Regions from separate parts of the Homo sapiens genome. Here region 2 is linked to region 1. A link is a loop called in an ENCODE intact Hi-C map of the cell type or tissue named here. Cell type or tissue: heart right ventricle. All regions are shown on one strand.

Evidence for each region. A loop is a pair of places that touch in the nucleus more often than their neighbours do. Peaks named below come from ENCODE experiments on the same cell type or tissue, not always from the same donor. Only the 100,000 strongest peaks of a DNase experiment are listed, where the experiment ranks them.
Region 2: a loop joins it to region 1, with 2.4 times the contacts of the local background. A loop is called at or near these places in 10 of 110 quality-filtered maps.

The regions. Positions count from the first base shown.
Region 1 is chr16:53,441,854-53,449,853 of GRCh38, forward strand. RBL2 (RB transcriptional corepressor like 2) reads left to right here. Exons shown (of 22, transcript NM_005611.4): 3 at 805-1,005; 4 at 5,189-5,253. It also overlaps the pseudogene RNU6-1153P. Among named protein-coding and RNA genes, the nearest start is that of RBL2, 11 kb to the left of the region's middle. In heart right ventricle, no CTCF peak of the experiment used is centred here; no DNase peak of the experiment used is centred here.
Region 2 is chr16:53,320,533-53,328,532 of GRCh38, forward strand. CHD9 (chromodomain helicase DNA binding protein 9) reads left to right here. Exons shown (of 39, transcript NM_001308319.2): 38 at 994-1,098; 39 at 3,488-6,965. The coding sequence ends at 4,363. Among named protein-coding and RNA genes, the nearest start is that of RBL2, 110 kb to the right of the region's middle. In heart right ventricle, no CTCF peak of the experiment used is centred here; no DNase peak of the experiment used is centred here.

The DNA.
Region 1 (8,000 bases):
CATTGTCGCCAGGCTGGAGTGCAGTGGCGTGATCTCGGCTCACTGCAACCTCCGCCTCCCAGGTTTAAGTGATTTTCCTGCCTCAGCCTCCTGAGTAGCTGGGATTACAGGTGCCCGCCACCACGCCCAGCTAATTTTTTGTATTTTTAGTAGAGATCGGGTTTTACCATGTTGGCCATGCTGGTTTCAAACTCCTGACCTTGTGAATCTCCCACCTCGGCCTCCCAAAGTGCTGGGATTACAGGTGTGAGCTACTGCGCCTAGCCTTGACTGCTTCTATAGTGTTGCTAGTTTAAAAAAAAATCTGAAGTGGCAGGAGGAGGTGGCTCACACCTGTAATCACAGTGTTCTAGGAAGCCAAAGTAGGAGGATCACTCAAGCCCAGGAGTCTGCAGTGAGCTGTGATCTTGCCACTGAACTCCAACATGGGTGATAGAACGAAACCCTATCTCTTACAAAAACAAAAACGACAAAATTTATTTAATATATTAACATTTAAAAAATCTGGCAGTGAACCAACGTGAATGTTGGTTAGGTTACTCTTGTTAATTTTGGTTTGTATTTTCAAATATTTCATAGTTAACAAATACTTTAGGTAACCTAAACAAAATGGATTAGGAGGATCAGAGGAATATACCAATCTGTAAGAAATTAAGCTAGTCAGAGACATGAGTTGTGATTTTATTTCACTGTCTAAAAGTAATATAATTTAATGCGATAATATTGATTTACTTTTGAATACTTACTTTTGTATACTTTAGCCTTATGTTAATTATGAAATATCTTGTTTGTCTTTAATACCAGCTTAATCGAATTTTTTAATAAGATGAAGAAGTGGGAAGACATGGCAAATCTACCCCCACATTTCAGAGAACGTACTGAGAGATTAGAAAGAAACTTCACTGTTTCTGCTGTAATTTTTAAGAAATATGAACCCATTTTTCAGGACATCTTTAAATACCCTCAAGAGGAGCAACCTCGTCAGCAGCGAGGAAGGAAACAGCGGTAGGTTTTCTTGTTGGTTCATCAGGAATACACGTTAGTCTGTGCTGCAGTGTTGATATTCTGCTAGGTTTTTTTTTTCTGGTTTTAAAAAAGAAATAAGATTTAAAAAATCTTTTTCCTCAGTCGTTTTCTTTTAATGATGCTTTTTTTGCTTTTCATTGTGGGTTAGCCATGAAGAGTGGCTTTTTTCATATTGCTAAATGTATACAGGTCTTTGTTTCTATAAACTTTCATTTGTCTTATTTTATTTTATTATTATTTTTTCCTCAGTGATCCTTGTTCTGAAACCTTCCTTTTTCATTTAAGCAACAAAAAATGCAGACTGTACAAGTCAGACTTAGGGATTTTCACCCTTTCGCCGCCTTGGAGATGTATCTGTATCTGTATCTGGATATATATATTTTTTATTGCGCAGGGGCCATGCTAATCAATGTATTGTTCCAATTTTAGTATATGTGCTGCCGAAGGGAGCACTGCCCTAGATATAGATCACTATATTAACCACTATATTTTCTACTAGTGATTATATAGACTATTTTATGTCAAACTGAGTAATAAATAATCCCCTTGAAATGACTTCTCTATGTATTTTGATGTTTATAATGAATTCAGAATAGAGAGACTGGATTGGGAAAAGACAGGAGAACTGAAACTATTATGAATTTGTGCTTTCTGATCACTTCTGCAAAGTCTATAAGCATGCTCTGACTCAGTGTTTTCTACCTTTCCTGATAGATAAAGGCAGTTATGGAATACACATTTTCCTTCTTTATCATTGAAAGTTTTTTCATAAAGTAGAAATGAAAATTCTAACAATTAGAAAAATGTTGACAAGAAAAGTAAAGGGAAAGGAGTTAAAATTATTTGGCTAGAATAAATAATGTTTGCTTCTCTTTAAATATAAAAGTTTTCCCAGACTGTGAAGGATGTTTACATTAAGTGTAACCTTTTAAAAATAAAATGGGGGAATGACAAACCAGGAGGAAAAAAAATTTAAAAAAACTAGAACTATTTACATTTTAATATAGATGGCACCACTGATACAGAAGCATCTGGTCTAGCTCACTTACAGTTTTGGGGAATTGACTATTTAAAATGAAGCATTCTGAGCCAGGCGGGTTGGCTCACGCCTGTAATCCCAGCACTTTAGGAGGCTGAGGCAGGCGAATCACCTGAGTTCAGGAGTTCAAGACCAGCCTGGCCAACGTGGCAAAACCCCGTCTCTACTAAAAATACAAAAATTAGCTGTGCGTGGTGGTGCATGCCTATAATCCCAGCTACTCGGGAGGCTGAGTCAGTAGAATCCCTTGAACCGAGAGGCAGAAGTTGTGAGCCAAGATCGTACCATTGCATTCGAGCCTGGGCGACAAGAATGAAACTCCATCTCATAAATAAATAAGTAAACAAATAAAAGGAGGTATTCTGGCTGAGTGCCTGTAATCCCAGCACTTTGGGAGGCCAAGGCGGGTGGATCACTCTAGGTCGGGAGTTCGAGACCAGCCTGGCCAACGTGGCGAAACCCCGTCTCTACTAAAAATAAAAAAATTAGCGGGGTGTGGTGGTGGGTGCCTGTAATCCCAGCTACTTGGGAGGGAGAGGTGGAAGAATCACTTGAACCTCAGAGTTGGAGGTTGCAGTGAGCCGAGATCACGCCACTGCACTCCAGCCTGGGCGATAGAGCGAGACTCCATTTTAATAAATAAATAAATAAATAAATAAATAAAATGACATATTCTCCTAGCACTTTGGGAGGCCGAGGCAGGTGGATTGCTTGAGGTCAGGAGTTCAAGACTAGCCTGGCCAATGTGCCAAAACCCCATCTCCACTAAAAATACAAAAATTAGGCAGGTATGGTGGTGTGTGCCTGTTGTCCCAGCTACTTGAGAGGCTGAGGCAGGTGAATCACTTGAACCCAGGAGTCGGAGGTTTCAGTGAGCTGCGATCGCGCCACTGCACTCCAGCCTAGGTGACAGAGTGAGACTTCGTCTCCAAATAAATAAATAAAAAATGAAGTATTCTAAAGTTTGAATAGAAGCTTTGTACTGAGTCTGAGTGAGGCCAATGTGATCATTTATGGGAAGATATCTTCTTTCTTTGGAGTATCTGGAAAATAATTTCAGATTGCACTTGTTTTGCTATTTCTTAGGATATATATACTACCTAATTCTAATTAAGAGAATTTTAAAAGGCCATGTGCAGTGGCTCACACCTGATCCCCAGCACTTTGGGAGGCTGAAGTGGACAGATCACTTGAGCCCAGGAGTTTGAGACCAGCCTGGACAGTATGGCGAAACTTCATCTCCACAAAAAATAGAAAAATTAGCTTGGAGTGGTGGCGCACACCTGTGGTCCCAGCTACTGGGGAGGCTGAGGTGGGGGGATCACTTGAGCCTGGGAGGTTGAGGCTGCAGTGAGCTGTGCTCATACCACTGTACTCCAGTTTGGGTGACAGAGCAAGACCTTGTCTCAAAAAAAAAAAAAAAAAAGTAAATCACTTTATTAGAGATTTTACATTTTAATCACTTTGTATACTTTCTGTTAGCTCTTTCTGTTAACTATAGTCATAATGTATAGCACTTACTGAGCATTTACTTTGGGGCAGGGACTCTTAAGACTTCAATATGTATTACTTCAGTTAATCCCTCTGACAACCTTGTGATACTCATACTATTGTTAGATAGAGAAAATTAGCCGCAGAGAGGTTAAGTAATTTGGCCAGGGTCGCACAACCAAGCGTGGAGTTCTTATTGAAACTGACTGCGGGAACCCATGTGCTTTACTGTGACTATATACTGCATCTCTCACACACTATCTGAAAATGTGTCACTATTTGTTTAGCACTTATCCACAGGAAATACTGTTAGGTATTATGTAGGACACAGGCATTTTTTAAAACACCAAACCCCACAGTCTCTGTCTTCTGAGAGCTTACAGTACAGTCAGCGAGATGAGGCAGGTATGAAGATTCCAGTGCATGCAATGCAGTGTGTTATAAAAGTCCCATGACTACCAGAGGGAATACAGATGTAAAACTTAGGAGGAAAAGAAATCACTCTGGATGAGCCAGTCAGGTAAGTTTACATGGAATAAGTAGAAATGGGTCTTGAAAGATGGGTACGAGTTTGATAGGTGAATTTGAAGATACAGATAGCACCTTCTGTGTAGAGGAAACAAGAAAAGACAAAAGCAGTAAAGCAAGAAGAAATGTGGGAGGTTAGTCAAGTTTTTTTTTCTAGAATTCTCAAGTTGTAGAGCCAGAATTAAGAGTAGCTTAAGTGTTAAGCTAAAAAAAATTGAATTTTATTTTGGTAGGCAACTAAAACTAGAAATAGTTTATCATGCGCCTATGGTAGAGAGGCTACTTTTAAAAGCAGAACACTGACATTTAATCCTTGCCATGGACTGGTGAACTAAGTACAGTATTGTACCCAAGTAGAGTAATCTTTTGACAGATGAAATGACTAAGGCCCAGGTGAGCAAGTACCCTAGCTAATGGCAGTGCTGGAACTAAATCTAATCTAATCTTCTCCACGGAATTTCGTTCTTCTGGGCACCTTGTTAGAATAAGGCTGTTGGGAGGTGGAGACCACAGATTTCTTGTCTAAAAGTTGTCAGAGGTTTTGGTAGAAAAGCCAAGCTTAAAGCAGGTCTGAAACTTGGCAGACTACTTGGCAATATACAACAGGTACTCTTAATGGATGGAAGTATAAGGAATTATAGGAAGCTCATAATTTACATTAAAAAGGCCTTTTGTGATTTGATATAGTCTGGAATATCTTTAAGGAGGGAGGGAGGGATACAGGTCATTAGCTATGATAAAGGAGAAAAAAATAAGGACATATCTGACTGCATATAGTGGTCCTAAAGCAGCATAGCATTGCTGTGTCATCAAAAGAACTATTTTTATTCATTTTATTTTCCACCTCACCTATCTTGCCCTCAAAAAACTTTAAAAAATTCTTTAAGAATTTTCTTTTCTTTGAGATGGGCTCTTTCCCTGGATCCCAGCTATTTCCTACCAATATTTTGTTAAGGCAGAACGTCCACGTTTTCCATGTGAAGCTGAATCTGTTGTCTCTCCCTTTAACTGTGGGTTTTATTTTACACCTGATTTATAATCATTTGGGATTTTTTTTTCTGATTCTTCTGTTGTCTCATGACTTTTTTTTTTCTTCCCCCAAAGGCGACAGCCCTGTACTGTGTCTGAAATTTTCCATTTTTGTTGGGTGCTTTTTATATATGCAAAAGGTAAGAAAATAGTAATATTTATTTAGATTTAATATGTCTATTTACATTTTCAGGTATTAATTTTGTCAACTTCTAATATGTATCAGGAAAAGATTTTCACTGAAAATTTTCTCAAGGGTTTTAATCCTAGATTCTTTTTTAAGTATTGCCTTTTCATCAAAGGATCTATTGGATTTCTTTACAATATCCAAATCTTCTCTTATTAAATGGAAAGTCCATTAACTTTGTTGTATACAACATCTTTTCTACCCAAAGCTACTCTTTTAAATTATGAGCTGAAAACACATTATTCTGTATATGCTTGTATTGTGAACTCTATTTTTCATGAGATGTATCTTATTTAGTTGAGCGCAATTACTGATCAACCTCAGAGCTGTTCAGATTTTTTTTTGTATCTTGTTCAGATAAGTATACTTAGTCAAATGCTTTTATATACTATTTATTTTCTTTCCCTTTTTTCTTGTCTCATTTAACCTACCCAAGGTCTGCATTCAGTGAAATACATGTCTCTATTATTTTTTGTCCTTTTTGTATTTATTTATTTATTTATTTATTTGAGATGGAATCTCATTCTGTCTCCCAGGGTAGATTGTAGTGGCACAATCTCGGCTCACTGCAGCCTACACCTCCCAGGTTCAAGTAATTCTCCTGCCTCAGCCTCCCGAATAGCCGTGATTACAGGCGCCCACCACCATGCCCAGCTAATTTTTGTGTTTTCAGTAGAGATGGGGTTTCACCATGTTGGCCAGGCTGGTCTCAAACTCCTGACCTCAGGTGATCTGCCTGCCCTGGCCTCCCACAGTGCTGGGATTATAGGCACGAGCCACTGCGCCCAGTTCCTTTTTATATTTCTATGTAGAAACAATTCTTTAAAGTAGATAGGAAAGTGCAGTTATATTATTATATAGCTTTCTTCTGTATACTATGTGGAATGCCTTTGCCACTAAGATGGCTCAATAAAATGCAAAGTTAACAAAGAATCTTAGAGCTGGAAGGAGTTTCATAAGTATAAGAGAGACTCTCATTATTAGATTAACTAGCTTAACTTACTTTATTTTATTTTTTTTTTGAGATGGAGTCTCACTCTGTTGCCCAGGCTGGAGTGCAGTGGTGCGATCTCGGCCCACTGCAACCTCTGCTGCCCGGGTTCAAGCAATCTCCTGCCTCAGCCTCCCGAGTAGCTGGGATTACAGGTGCCTGCCACTGTGCCCGGCTAATTTTTTGTAGTTTTTAGTAGAGACGGAGTTTCACCATCTTGGCCAGGCTGGCCTTGAACTCCTGACCTCGTGATCCACCTGCGTCAGCCTCCCAAAGTGCTGGGCTTACAGGCGTGAGCCATCGCACCCGGCCTAGCTTAACTCATTTACTTTATTTTTTATTTTTATTTTTATTTTTGAGACAGGATCTTGCTCTGTTGCCCAGGCTGGAGTGCAGTGGTATGATCTCTGCTCACTGCAACCTCCGCCTCTTGTGTTCAAGTGATTCTTGTGGCTCAGCCTCTTGAGTAGCTGGGATTGCAGGCATGCACCATTATACCTGGCTAATTTTTGTATTTTTAGTAGTGTTGGGGTTTTGCCATGTTGGCCAGGGTGGTCTCGAACTCCTGACCTCAAGTGATCTGCCACCTCGGCCTCCCAAAGTGTTGGGATTACAGGTGTGAGCCACCATGCTCAGTCAGCTTAGTTACTTTAAAGATTAGGCAGCTGAGCCCAGAAACTAGCTGCTGGGAACAAAGCTAAGATTGAACTCAGATCTCCTGGTTCCTGGTTCTTAGTTTCATACTGGCTGTGAAGGCCTCTGGGAAGAATGTGTTACATTGTTGGTCTCCAGGTTTGATTTGTCCTGGTCCCTCTCTGGCTAATTAGGGTGAGAGCCGCCATCCTTCCTTCCCTGAGCTGCATGCTTGATTCAAGAGAAAAATCTTTCTTTTGTCATACATGACACTGGCATGTTTCTTTAGTGATGATAAAGGCGACATGATCAGTGGCATGAAATAAAGGTTTTGGAGTATATAAACCATTTTTACAGCGGCTACAAATTTTAGAATGTGTGACTGCTATTATGTATGATGGTAATCTTTTCATATGATTGTATTGGGCAAGTATGTCTCATTTCTAGGATTTTTATCTGTTTTGTTTGTCTTTTATGGCATATGTGTACTTAGAAGTAAATATAGTTGGTACTATATATAATATGTACAATACAATAAAAAATAATTTCATTGTCCTTATTTTGTTCTCACTGGACCTGTTGGGGTGGTTTTTTCTCTGTAATTAACTCAGTGTTTGACTTTTATCTCATTAATTCAGTTTATAATAATTCCACCTTAAGAACCTTTGTGGATTGGGCATGTTGGCATATGCCTGGAATCCTAGCTACTTGGGAGGTTGAGGTGGGAGAATCGCTTGAACCTGGGAAGCGGAGGCTGCAGTGAGCTGAGATTGCACCTCCAGTCTGGGCGACTTTGAGACCGTGTCTCGAAAAAAAAAAAAAAAAAAAAGAAACTTGGTCCTCTCACAGTCCACCACTGTGATCTTTTATAATACACGATGATCTTTTCTAATAGTCATTTAATTGCTTTAATTCAGTTCTCATTTATTTGGGGGAAAGGTGTACTCTTTTATAGCCACCTTTCTAATGACAAATAAGCCAACTCTGGAGATGAAACATTTCTATTTACTTGTTATCTTTGTTGATTAAAAGATAAAATACCTCACAAAGTCAGATTTATTTGTAAGGTCAGGATT
Region 2 (8,000 bases), 120 kb before region 1:
TAAATACTTATAGGTAATATAACTGATCATATTAAACCTTATCTGTATCCTATCAAGATATAGTATTTAATCATTCAAAGTGGTATAGAAGAAGAAATTACTCAAGAAATATTTTTAGTCTCTAAAGGGATGTTAAATTGGTAGGTATAAATCACTTGTCCAAATGTAATGTTTTTAATTTAAATTTCAAAATATTATTTTGTCTGTGTCATATTATTACATTTTTTTCCAAATTATTTACTTATGATTGGTTAATTATACATACTTCACATATGAAAGATATATACAATTTTATACTTTTAGGGTGTCAATATATATAATCGATAACAGTATTGGTTTTTGAGACCTAGTTTTGTATCCTGACTCTAACATGTACTAGCTAACTTTAGGCAAATTATATAAATTCTCTGAGGCTCAGTTTCTTCGTTTGAAAAATAGAAATAATACTATCTCCAAAGGAGGTAGTGAGAACTAAAATAAAGTTTACATTTAAAGTACTTAGCACAATACTTGCCATATAATAACTTATATTTATTATGTGACAGGCATTATGCTAAGGTACTTGAATTGTCTCATTTTATCTTTATAAAACCCTATGAGGGAAGTATTATTGTTATCCCCATTTTACAGATCAGAAAATTGAGGCTGAAAGAGATTTACTGATTTGCTCGAGTTCACATAGCTGGTAAGTCTAACTCTAGAGGGTGTACTTTTAACTAGGCTATATGGCCTGTCCAGCATGGTAGTTATTCATTTTACTGTTCTAGTTATTCTACTTAAAACATTTAAAATTTACATTATCACATATTTATATATTACATCAGTAGTCCATAGGGTCACGGTGGGCCTTTTTAATATAATCATAAAGATTACCTAAGGTGGTTCAAAAAATATGTATTTTAAGGAAATAAACTCTGTAGAGCATACAATAAAAGCAATCAAGAGTTTTCTATGTAACAGTGTTGTAGTATTTAATCTGTTTCTAATTTACAGGTTGGAGGTGCATTTGCTCCCCCTTTGAAAGATTTATGTAGATTCCTAAAAGAAAATTCAGAATATGGAGTAGCTCCTGAATGGGGAGATGTTGTTAAGCAATCTGTGAGTATTTTACGAATACTAACTCATACATTATTTTCAAATTAGGTGCCATTCAATTATATCTTAGATTAATTATAATTAATAAAATATTCCATGAATTTGTGACAGCATTTTTCAGTTTGCAATTTTTATTTTGCAGTACATGTTGCAAATTTCTCAGATGCTTCTCAGGTTAGAACAGAAAATCAATACTGATTTGTTTTTACATTAACCTCTAAGATACCATTTGAATGATGCCACAAAGAGTAATCAAATATATGAGCAAATATGTAAGGATATTCATCATGATATACTAGTAAAAAATTGAGAATAAATTAATAGTTCATTAAGATTCTGGAAAACTATGCAATTTTTTTTCTTTTTCTTTTTCTTTTTTTTTTTTTTTTAGACAGGATCCCTCTCTGTCACCCAGGCTGGAGTGCAGTGGCGCAACCTTGGCTCACTGCAACCTTCGCCTCCTGGGTTCAAGTGATTCTCATGCCTCAGCCTTCCAAGTAGCTGGGACAATAGGTGCCACCAACACACCCTGCTAATTTTTGTATTTTTAGTAGAGACGATATTTCGCCATATTGGCCAGGCTGGTCTTGAACTCCTGGCCTCAAGTGATCCACCCACCTCAGCCTCCCAAAGTGCTAGGATTACAGGCCTGAGCCACCATTCCCAGCCTAGGCAACTATTTTAAAGAGTATATCTTAGACCTAGTGCAGTGGCTCACCCCTGTAATCCCAGCACCTTGGGAGGCCGAGGCGGGTGGATCACCTGAGGTCAGGAGTTCGAGACCAGCCGGCCAACACAGAGAAACCCCGTCTCTACTAAAAATACAAAAATTAGCCAGGCAGTAGTCCCAGCTGAGGCTGAGGCTGAGGCAGGAGAATCACTTGAACCCAGGAGGCAGAGGTTGCAGTGAGCCAAGATCGCACCACTGCACTCCAGCCTGGGCAACAGAGGCAAGACTCCATCTCAAAAAAAAAAAAAACATATCTTAGAAGAACATCTAAAGGGAGAGAAAGTTCACAGTATATTAAAATCAGTAGTATTTAAGCTCTTGGGATAGTAAAGCCTACACGTATGCTAATGGTGAATAATTAATAGATATTATTCTTACAGGTGTCCAAATGGAAAGGGCAGGCTATAAAACTAAGTTCGCTGTGATTCTATTTTTTTTGTTTCAGAAAGGGAGGTGGGGGGAATTATAGAATGTGTATAATTGCACAAGGAAAAAAATAGAACACATAATGAAATGTTAGCAATGGTTATCTCTGAATGTTGAGATGATGGATGATTTTTTTAATATTTTTTGTTGTGTTTTCTGCTATGAGCCCTGATGCCTTTGTAAAGAGAAAAAATAAGTTGATTCAGTTCAAAACAAAATTAAACAATAGTCGAATGAGTCTTGTCTTAAACCACTATCTAGAACTGCATTGTCACAAACAGTAGCCCCTCAGTAGCCACAAATAGGCACATGTGGCTGTTGAGCACTTGAAATGTGAATTAACATTAAGTGTAAAATACACAGTGGTTTTGGATTTTGAACACTTTGTTGGAAAAAAAATGTAAAATATCTCAATTTTTATAGATTACATATTGAAGTGACAATATTCAGATTATGTTCTATTAAATAGACTATTACTAAAATTAATGTCACCTGTTTCTGTTTTACCTATTTTAAATGTGGCTACTATAAAATTTCAAGTTACATATGTGGCTTACATTGTATTTCTATTAGATAGTGCTGTTCCAGTGATTCTAAACTCTTAAAACTTCTAAGAGTTCTGGGACCCAGAAAATCATGGGAGAATTACATGAAAGTAGCATAGATTGTTTTCTGTTGTCCTGGACTTTATGGTTCCCAATCTGCAAGTGCTACTGCAGGTGACCTTAACCCACTTTGAGTATCTTTTTGAGCATGGCTCTATCTCCTTTATTCCCAAAGTGACAGTAAAATAATTCATATGAAGCATCTTACTATAACCTTAACCTTTAATATTCCTTCTTTATTGTTCTTCCCAATTAGAAGGGAGCCACTTCTTTGGTCTTCTAGGACAAGTGATGGTGTGAAACATGTAAGGGTTATGGAAGTACCCATGAAAAAATTTTTTTGGACCTTATATTTTCTAGAATTATACTACAATCTTATGTTTTACAGTATGGAGGAAGGCTAAAGACCTCTTTACTCACTTATTCTGTGATAAAATGAAAAGTGGAAGAGCTGTTTGAAGCTACCACTTATATAAAATTAGGTTATTGCTATTATAATTGATTATTTAATATCAGTACAGAATAAATTTACAAATAATTACCTATTTTTCATGGTTATTTGTATGATAAGCTAATAACTCTTTATTTTATTTTCATGTAGGGATTATTAATGAATATATATTTCTTCCAGGGATTTCTTCCAGAAAGCATGTATGAACGTATTCTCACTGGTCCCGTTGTGAGAGAGGAAGTAAGCAGGCGGGGGAGACGGCCTAAAAGTGGAATTGCAAAGGCCACAGCAGCAGCAGCTGCTGCATCTGCCACCAGTGTTTCAGGCAATCCTTTGTTAGCCAATGGACTACTTCCAGGTGTGGATCTCACAACTCTTCAGGCCTTACAACAAAACCTACAAAACTTGCAGTCACTGCAAGTAACTGCTGGGTTGATGGGAATGCCTACCGGCCTTCCTTCTGGAGGAGAAGCTAAAAACATGGCTGCTATGTTCCCCATGCTGCTGTCAGGAATGGCTGGATTACCAAATCTGTTGGGCATGGGAGGACTCCTGACAAAGCCTACGGAATCTGGGACAGAAGACAAAAAGGGAAGTGACTCTAAGGAGTCAGAAGGAAAAACAGAAAGGACAGAGAGCCAAAGTTCAGAGAATGGTGGAGAAAACTCTGTGTCAAGTTCTCCTTCCACATCCTCTACTGCTGCATTAAATACAGCTGCAGCTGCCAACCCATTAGCTCTTAACCCACTATTACTATCTAATATACTTTATCCAGGGATGCTTCTCACTCCAGGCCTTAATCTTCATATTCCAACTTTGTCCCAGTCCAATACTTTTGATGTACAAAACAAAAACAGTGACTTAGGCTCGTCTAAGTCTGTAGAAGTAAAAGAAGAAGATTCCAGAATTAAAGATCAGGAAGACAAAGGAGGAACTGAACCAAGTCCTCTCAATGAAAACAGCACAGATGAGGGTTCAGAGAAAGCTGATGCTTCATCTGGATCTGATAGTACATCGTCGTCATCTGAGGATTCAGATTCTAGTAATGAAGACTGATTCCCAGACTCTGCACTTAAAATATGAACTGATTTTGGATTTTTTCTTTAATAATTAATTGTAAATACCCCAGTGTTGAGTGCATCAATAACTTACTGACCGAACATTTCAGTTATTTGTTTAGAAGTGCAAACTGCTTTCAGAGACTTTTTGCATGTAATATTTCTTAAGATTCATAAGTTTCTGAACTCGTATGTACTATCAAATACATAAAGGTGTAAAATTACAACAAAAGGCATTATAATTTTGTTGGGGGTTAATTTTATGAAAATTATGCTCAATAAGAGTTGTATATTTAATATATTTGCAGTGAACACAGAATACTTTATGCATATTACTGATTTAATTTGAATATAGTTTTACAGCCTCCTTGACACCTATAATTTACAGATCAAAACTCAGCAATAATTTGGGCAGCTAATGAATGTCATGAAAGCTGTAGAATCTACATCACCATCCATTGCTTTAATTACATGAAAATGCTCTAGTGTTGTGATGCACTGCTGATGTTTCCAATTCAGGTACAAGTATGTTTTAAAGAAGAAATAAGTTTCCCAATCAGCCAATTTAACTGGCTACCTGTTACCTCAGCTGAGTTAGTTTAGGAAGTTTACATTCGTTTCTAATTCTATACTTGTTTTCAGGGGTTTTTTAAACACATCCTATATATCATGTCAATCTGGCAAGAAATATGACTTGCTTTTTGCTGAGCTTAATTCAGATATCAGTAAAATTAAGTCATAAAATAATCATGTGTCATGTGACTTTGGCACCCTATAGACATACTTAGTTTTAACTTTTCAAAGTTTGGCCTCCTATTAGAAATAATCATGTCTCAGATGAGTAATGTCTGTTTCCAGGGTTCAGAAAAGGCAAACTCATGAAATGCCACTGAAAAGAACTTTCAACACAGCATACTTCATGTAAAAGAAATTGTTTGTTTGCTTTCTTTGTGTAGATTTCTATTTGTGTTTTATGTCATGGAAATATTCCAGAATTAACAGATAATAGTGGTAAAGTAATATGCAGATAGTCTAAATTCATTTTGAGTTTCTAGGTGTAAGCAGACTAAATGTTGCCCAGAATCAGTGTTGGGTTATCAGTTTATATTAAATATACTGAGTTGCCCGTTTTGAAAATGCACTTTGAATAATCTCAAAAAGATGTACAAGTTATACCTGTAAACCACAAAAGTGAAGCCTGAGGCTTCTGTTCAATTTCATAGACTCCTTTACCATGTAAAATTTGTCTGATATTTGATTTGTGATACAATTTCTCCTGCTAAAGCTGCTATTATTCTGACAAGGTAGAGGTCCAGGTTCACCTTTATATATATTTAAAACAATTAGTACTGAATTGGACATAAAAATATTGACATTCTAAGGAGAGATATATGTTAGCATTTTTCTGGTACTCAAATAAGTTAGTAGTAAAGTCTGCAAGGGCATAAATTTAGGGGGAAAAAGTGTCCCAGTTCTCTCCTACAGAAAAAATACTTTCAGTATGTTTTGATAAAACTGTTGCTTTGTCATGAGTTAGTCAATTGTATCAGGTTTTCCAAGACCTTTACCAGTAAATTATGTTTCTGTATGTAAAATAACCCCTTATTAGAGAGACAGTGTTATATGTATTTACAAAATTATATAAGTTCCATTGGGATTGTATTGATTTTGTATTTTCCCAAAATAGTACTTTGAATTGATAGTCCTTTATGCAATGTCTTAGCAATAGTCTCTATAATGCCCATCCAGGAGAAGTGGGTAGTAATTCTTCATCATGAAAATGATATATTACATATTTAGTATCTTCCCTTTGCAGTATTGCACTTTTGTTTAACTAGAATACACCTATGAGATAGCCAAAGTTTCAAACACAGTTATCTTAGTTTACCGGTGGAGTATTTCAACACCAACCACATTTCCCTTCCTCCCTCTAATTCTACCCACATGATCTTTATTCCTTCCTTTCGCCAATTAAAAAAAAAAAAAAGGAAAAAAAATCTGTAGATCTTGTCACTAAAATCTAATTTATATCAAATTTATGAGAGAAAGTATTTTCCTAATTATGGTCAAATAAATTTGGTTAACATCCTAGTGATTCTCTTTCTATATAATAAGGCAATTACAGTTTTCAAAGCATTAAGTCTAACATAACTTTAAACATTCTCTTAGGTTTCAAGACACTTCTATTTAATATTCATTGGGGAAAAGTTGTCCAGCTATCAGCTAAGAAAACACATGCAAATATGGTTGTGTAAAGTTAAGGGTTATAAGGAAAAAAAAATCAGTAGAATTACATAATACTAAAGTTGCAGTTGAAAGAATATCCAAGTATGTGTTGGTAGTTACTAAAAGAATTATAGCTGTTATTGCCTTGTATTTATAGCCCTTGTTTCAGGTTTTATGATTCAAGTCTTAGTCCAATCTTTCTTTTGGACATTTGCAATATTTACCAGTTGTGTTTTGTGTAGTCTGAATTTGCTTTCTGTAGTTGAGCAAACGTCTTAAAAAGTCATTTGTAATTTATTAAATTACTTTCTATGATGTTCTATAGAGCAAATGGAAGTTTAATTATTTTTTATTAAACATATTCTTTGACTACCCATGATGTCAGCCTCTGTACATGAGAATACTTTTTAAAATTGAATTTTATATAGAATTTATCTTATTCCAGTTATGAGAGACACCATAGTTGTAAATCTTTAAAAGGAAAATATACCGTGGAAGAATTTTTAAAACAAAAATTGGCTATAATTTTATCCACAGTATCTTAAATGCTGTCAATTTTTCATTTTGATTTAATTTTATTAATATTGTTCATTGTGGATATTGGTGACTGCAAAAAAAGCAAAAGCTGCTTCTTGGGCATTCAAATTGTTAAACCCCAATTTTGCAGCCCAATCTCAACTTCATGCTGAACATTAAGTATTATTTTCTTAAGTTTTTGGACTTTTAAAAAACTCAGAAATACTCAGAGATATTCCTCACCTCTTTAAGAAGTCCATTTTGGAAATCAATAATTATTTTTTTCCCTTAGTCTTAAGAGTGTTTCCTAACTCATTGCCATGGGTAGTGTTCTTCGTAAACATTGAAGAAAATAGTTTTTCCTCTAATTACACAACTAAAACAGTGGAGTCTCATACTCATTTAACTTGAACACATTCAACTACACTTTCATGTTTAGAAAACCTTTTTTTCATTTTTGTACAACATAACATATAAACACAAACCAACTGCTTCATCTAGTACTCACCCAGAGGAACAGTAGTCTGTTCCAGTGTTGGAGGAAGAATTGCCTATGTTGGACATTTTTGAGAAGAGATATGAGGTATAAAATGATGTATTCTGTAATTTGTGAGCTCTGTGAGAGAAAAGAGTGATTTTTTTTTTTTTTATAAAGACAAGGTCTTGCTCTGCCTCCCCTAGGGTGGAGTGCAGTGGTGCGATCACAGCCCACTGCATCCTTGACCTGTTGGGCTCAAGCAATCCTCCCTCCTCAGCCTCCTGAGTAGCTGAGACTACAGCATGCATCACCACAACGAGCTAATTTTTGTATTTTTTGTAGAGATGGGGTTTTGCCGTGTTGCCCAGGCTGATCTCAAACTCCTGGGCTCAAGCAGTCTACCCATCTCGGCCTC